Regions from separate parts of the Homo sapiens genome. Here region 1 is linked to region 2. Evidence: chromatin contacts called from ENCODE Hi-C data. All regions are on one chromosome and are shown on one strand. The core of a region is the stretch at or near the end of the contact, and the rest is flanking DNA. Distances in the headings are between cores, read along the strand shown. Region 1 has its middle 120 kb from the start of SPCS3-AS1. Region 2 holds the start of SPCS3-AS1 (SPCS3 antisense RNA 1).

The links. A loop is a pair of places that touch in the nucleus more often than their neighbours do. Pooled maps may share reads with other maps.
Region 1: a pooled map shows a loop between it and region 2 (2.2-fold over the local background). The contact joins the enhancer-like site here to the promoter of SPCS3-AS1 in region 2. A Hi-C loop is called at or near these places in 1 of 50 pooled maps.

Annotation. Positions count from the first base shown.
Region 1 is chr4:176,435,094-176,437,793 of GRCh38, reverse strand. It overlaps a transcript of LOC124900817 not described here. Among named protein-coding and RNA genes, the nearest start is that of SPCS3-AS1, 120 kb to the right of the region's middle. Within about 2 kb of position 1,258, at least 2 of the 41 ENCODE cell types and tissues checked have a DNase peak (open chromatin) inside an H3K27ac peak, as active enhancers do.
Region 2 is chr4:176,319,071-176,321,902 of GRCh38, reverse strand. SPCS3-AS1 (SPCS3 antisense RNA 1) reads left to right here and starts at 1,393. Exons shown (of 4, transcript NR_186171.1): 1 at 1,393-1,758. It overlaps SPCS3 (signal peptidase complex subunit 3), which reads right to left and starts at 1,937. Exons shown (of 5, transcript NM_021928.4): 1 at 1,684-1,937. The coding sequence starts at 1,826. RefSeq lists silencers at 1,224-1,303, 1,334-1,403, 1,524-1,643 and an enhancer at 1,626-2,126.

The sequences.
Region 1 (2,700 bases), core at 9-2,508, 120 kb before region 2:
ACCTATTGTGTTCCTCTGGGAATACAATGGTAAGTAAAATCAAGCCAGGACCCTGCACCCAGGGGATGTGAAAGGGAAGGTGAAAGAAAAGGTGAAGGCAAGATGTTAAATAACATCCAGATAATTAATTTCATTACAATTGCAATAAAAGCTACCAAAAAAGGAAGTACAGGATACTGGGACAACAAAGATCATATATTCTCTATCACTCATTCAGCACTTTGTGTCCAACTCTTGCTTGCTTTCTATGGGCAATCTATCACTCTGGTTCTGGTATATCTCTCTAACCTTTCTGGGTAGGTCGTAAGCTCAGGTTAGTCAGGGACACGACCCGAGAGAACACTTATCTAGCAGAAATCGTTGTCAATAGCCATTTAAAGATACATGATGGCTAATTTTTGGTTAATTGAGTCATATCAAAGAACACACTTACGTAGCAAAGGGGAAGGGAGATCATCGCCAAGCTCACCGTGGCTGATGCTTGTGTCAGGTGGGGTTGTTGAGGAAGAGAAATTCCTAAATTTCTATGCCATGTTCAGCTACTATCTGAAACCTGTGGGAAAGGAAAATGGAAAGACTCAACTTTCAAATCCTCCCCCTTCTATACCTCCAAAGGTTAGGACATAGAGTGGATAGCTCATTGTGAGGCAGAAACCATTTGTGAGTCTTCAGTGATGCAAAGGTAGCTATGGAGCCAAGAAGAAGGTAGAAAGTTAAATTTTTCGTCAAAATTAAGTGGAGAGAATTAAGTTGGGATCAAGGAATGCTGGAGATGTAGAGAAAGAAGACTTAGTATCCCCACTCTGTATGCTAAACACTGTATGTTTAAGTGATGCTTTGAAGGAAAACAGGATGTGGTTAACATCTAGGGAGTTTCCGTGAAACAAAAATATCCAGATGGCACAATGATGCTGTACACTCCTTACTTTGGTGGAAGTAGGAACTGAGTCAAGGCTGAATTCATCCCACAGTCATGTACGTGGCCCTCCCCTGTGGCCCTCCCTGCTAGCTCCACTGGATCTCCTCACTTAGTCCTGGCCCATCTTTGTACTCTTAACCAAAACTGGCCTCTGTGAGTACCATTCATTCAAGATCCCACTTTCTGAGACTTTATCTGATAAGCTGACTGTTGCTAAGGTAGCAGTGACTAATACACCTCCCAGATAACTCATTTTCATGTTAATAGGAGCATGTCAGATCTTATCTCAGAGGAATGACTATAATGTGATGGATACTGGAAGTGTGGTATTTGATCATGAAGACCTTCTTACACATTCTCAAGTCGTATCACATAAGCCAACACCTGCTCCATCTATAAAATGCCAGCTCTGTCTCATTCACCAAAACTCTGCACTGACATTCCCAGGTTCATGCGGAGCATCTTGGCAAGGCCCCAAATGGTACCTTAAATCCCTGAGCCATCCCAGCTGCTAGAAATAATGCTTCACGTCTCTTCTCCCACAGCATAAAGAAAATTCAGTTCAGGAATCACTGTCAGTGAATACTAACACTTCATGCAAATCAGCCAAATTTATTCTTCACTTTGCTGCTTCTTCAAAAAAACATGACAACCACGACAAGAATTTTCCATTATTCTGCATACAGAGCTCTCCAGAAATAGAGTATCTATTAAGTTGCCTTTCAGAATGTAATATTAGAAAGATCAAGTCTTTTTAAAACCACAAAGATAATAAAGTTGCAGAGTTTGGGATTGTCAGGGCAGACCTCCAGACTCCCCACAAGGTTCAGCCCTGTAGTAATAGTTGTTCTCCTTTTCCAACTTGGCTCAACACTACTAAGTCCTTTGCTGAGCACATAATGTTTATCATTTTTCTCCCCCACTGTTATTCATGATTGAAACTGCTCTAGAAGGCAGGTGTGGGAAATGAAATATTATTGAAATATAAGGTGATGATAACCATTAGATTTCAAGCTAAATTTTCTAACCAGGAATTAAATCATTTAAACTTCATATAATTTTAGAGATCATTTTTTTCTCTTAAGAGAAAAAGAAAACACCTGGTACATTATTTGGCAGATTCAAACTGAAGGAGCCAGAGGAAATTATCATTGACTGGCCGCAAAGATAAGTGGTTATATATTTTAACTGTGGGATATGACTATTCCTTGTAAATCCTGAATGGCAACTGCTCTCACCTCCCACCATCTTCTGGTAGTCTCTCTCTCGCTCTCTGTCTCTGTCTTTTATGCCCAGATTAAAAAAAATAGAACATATTTCAGTTCTAGCTTGACTTGCTTGGATATAAAATAGAATATAACTATCCCTTGACACACCATCATTACTTGTTAGATAAAATTGGAACAAATGGTTAAGAGTTCCCTGGATGGTTGTGCAAAATAATGGTAACTCTTAGAACATCAGTGTCCTCTTTAGTGAGATAAAAATGAACAGGAACACAGAGCAGAAAAACTGAGACCAAGACAGCCAAAGATCTCATTAAAGTAAGAATGTGATCCATTTGCTTACTTCTTCTCAAAGTAGAGTATCATCTAGAAAGCGAATCAATGTAAGTGAAATAGGATGAACTTGTACACCAAGAACCTGATCATGGCAATCCTAGGTACATTTATGATGGCAGCTACTTAACGTGCATTATTTCTTTGTGGAATCATAGGTTATTAGAAAGAGAAGGAAAATATCAATGGATTTCAAACTGTGCTCTAGGACAACTGCCAGGT
Region 2 (2,832 bases), core at 144-2,643:
AATACTTGATGTAAAGCAATTTTGCAGAATGGGTAGAAGAAAGCTACACATGACTACAAGGTGATACGAATACTAACAGATGGCATATTAAAGGGTGATACAGTAATCACCCCCTTATCCGAGGTTTCACTTTCCGGTTTCAATTATCCGCGGTCAATCTGGTGTGAAAATAGGTGAGTCCAGTAAAATAAGTTATTTTGAGAGAAGGGGAAAGAGATCATATTCACATAACTTTTATTATAGTATATTGTTACAGTTCTATTATGTTATTGTTAATCTCTTATTGTGCTTAACTTGTAAGTTTTATCATAGGTAGGTATGTATGTACGGTATAGGAAAAAACCAAGTATATATAGGGTTTGGTGCTATCCGTGGTTTCAGCCATCCACTGGGGGTCTTGGAACGTATACCTACCCCATTAAGGGGATACTACTGTAACCAGCTGCTATTTACTGTTTACTACGGCTCAGACCCACTGACAATATTTTTCACATTTCAAATAATTCTCACAACCTAAAAATTAGGTATTACTTCCATCTTAAACAAAAAGAAATTAAGGCCCAGAATGGTAAGAAAACTTGCTCAAGACAACAACAGCTAACATCTGTTCAGTGTTTAATATGCACCAAGCTCTTCTAACCCTCACAGGGCTGACAATGGCAGTGCTGATGTCCACCCCAGGTCTATTCGAACAATATCTAACAAACATCAGTACAGTAATTTAAAAAAAAAAAAAAAAGGTGGGGGGAGAAGGCTCGCTATTTGATAACTGGCTTCTTGGCGATTCTGACAAAGAAATAAACTAAGGTTAAAGAACTTGTGTAAGACGGAAATAGAGTAGAAGGGTATGAGAACAAGAGATGGAAAAATACGACGATTAAAGACAAAAGTGCCAGAGAATAAAATCAAGGACAAAATAGGCAATAGCGAAATGGCACTGTCATTTCGAACTGCATTTTTTGGCGTTTTCGCAGACTTCTTCAAGTGGTTGGCAAAAGAAAAAGAAATAAAGAAACCCAACAAAACAAAAATCTCGCTGTATCAGAAGGCTAAGATGCTTAATTCTCTCAGTGCCCAACATCTCTGGCCAACTTCAAAGCAGCTCCAACTGTTTACTGCCTTCTGAAGGTGCAAAGGCAACAACTGTAAAGGGAATGTCAAACAGGGCAAACTCGGGTGATGAATGACACAAAGACAACCCCGTCCTGTGGCCTCCAGAGCCGCCAGGAAACCCCACGGAAGCCCGACCCAGAGCGCGGCGGCAGCGCCTGGAGGGCCTCGCATGCGGACCACGAGCGGCACCGGACGCGCGGGAGGCGCCAGCCCAGGCGGGCGGCGGCGCCGGCTCTGCTGTTGTGTTGCTCCCTCATTGGCCAGGCGTGGGTGGAGGGAAGTGAGGAACAGGAAGCAAGCGGAGGCACCGACCTGAGGAACGCTCAAAATTAAAATTTAAGAGCAAGCCCGGGAATTTACGGTGGAGGGGTGCAAGTTCCGAGGGGACGCCGGAAAAGCCTGCGACGTCCACCCCTGACGACCGCCCTCGGGGGCGAACTGCCGCTCAGGAGGGCGATCCGGACGCCCTGCCCGCGGCCCCGGCACGGCAGCCCCGGCGCGGCGGCCCGGCTTCGGCTTCCGCCCCAGCCCGGTCCCGGCGTCCTGCACCGCCGGCCCGGCCTCACTCACAGCATGATCCGCGAGACGTGCAGCCGCACCGGGACGCTCCTGTCTTTGAAGGCGGTGGTGATGAAGCAGCCGAAGGTGAGCGCCGCCATCACGCTCAGCGAGAAGGCGAACAGTGAGTTCGCCCGCGACAGCACCGTGTTCATCGCGATCGTCTCCCACGAGTCCGGACTCCACACGCACACCCAGGCTCCCGTTCCGGCGGCGGACCGGCTCCCTGCGATCCGCGCCGTCTGCGGTGCGCGCGTTCCGGGAGCGCGCGCCGCCGCAGCCCCGCCTCCTTTCCGGTCCTCCGACGCGAGCGCGCGCGCGCCCGCTTCCCGAAACACACCCACAGCGCGCACGGGGCGGCGCGGAAAGGGAGAGACTCAGCCGCGGGCCCGCCCCTCCGTCGCGGCCTAACGCCGCCACCAATCAGCGACGAGTGAGGGAGGGGCGGGGTTTGTTGTGGAAGACCCACCCCCTCCTCTTCTAAATTGCTTCTCCGACCTTTGGGTTCAGAGAATTGGGAACCGGTCGTTCGCTGTCCTTTTTCGGTTCTTTGGTCAGAGGTCTGGGACTGCGACTTCTTGATTACTTATGTACCATTTATTTTCACTTGAAACCGGCAGCAAGTTAAGGTGGTTTAGAATCTGTCCTGACGGGTGGCGTTTGGAAGCAGCACTTTACAAAACGCCTGGTCCTCTCCCTTCTTTGTCAAACCTGGTCAAAGTTAGGACTTGAGCTTTTTTTGGAGGATCTGAGGAGCAGTGGGGAGTGGGGAATTAGCCGCCCAAGTCCTTAAAGCTGTCACGTGCATCAGTATTTCCACCTCCAACGTCAGTCCAATTCCTATTAATGCTTTGCTTTGTATGGATAGCTAAAGATGTTTTAGAAGATAAGGGTTGAGGCTACCGATCCTAAGTATTTGCATTTTAACATGGTGATTTCTGATAAATAAAAGGATAACCTTTCTGGGTTCTTAGGAGCAAAGAAGATAATGGCTGCGGAATTGCTCTACAGCATAATGTATAAGAATTTCGTTGGGTCATTAATAAATAATGCAATTATTTTATCACATTTTCAATATCCTGAAGGGCATTAGGGTTCAAACCGAGCCAATCCTGACTCTGATTATACTATCTGCCAAAACCTTTGTTCCTTTCACAGCTA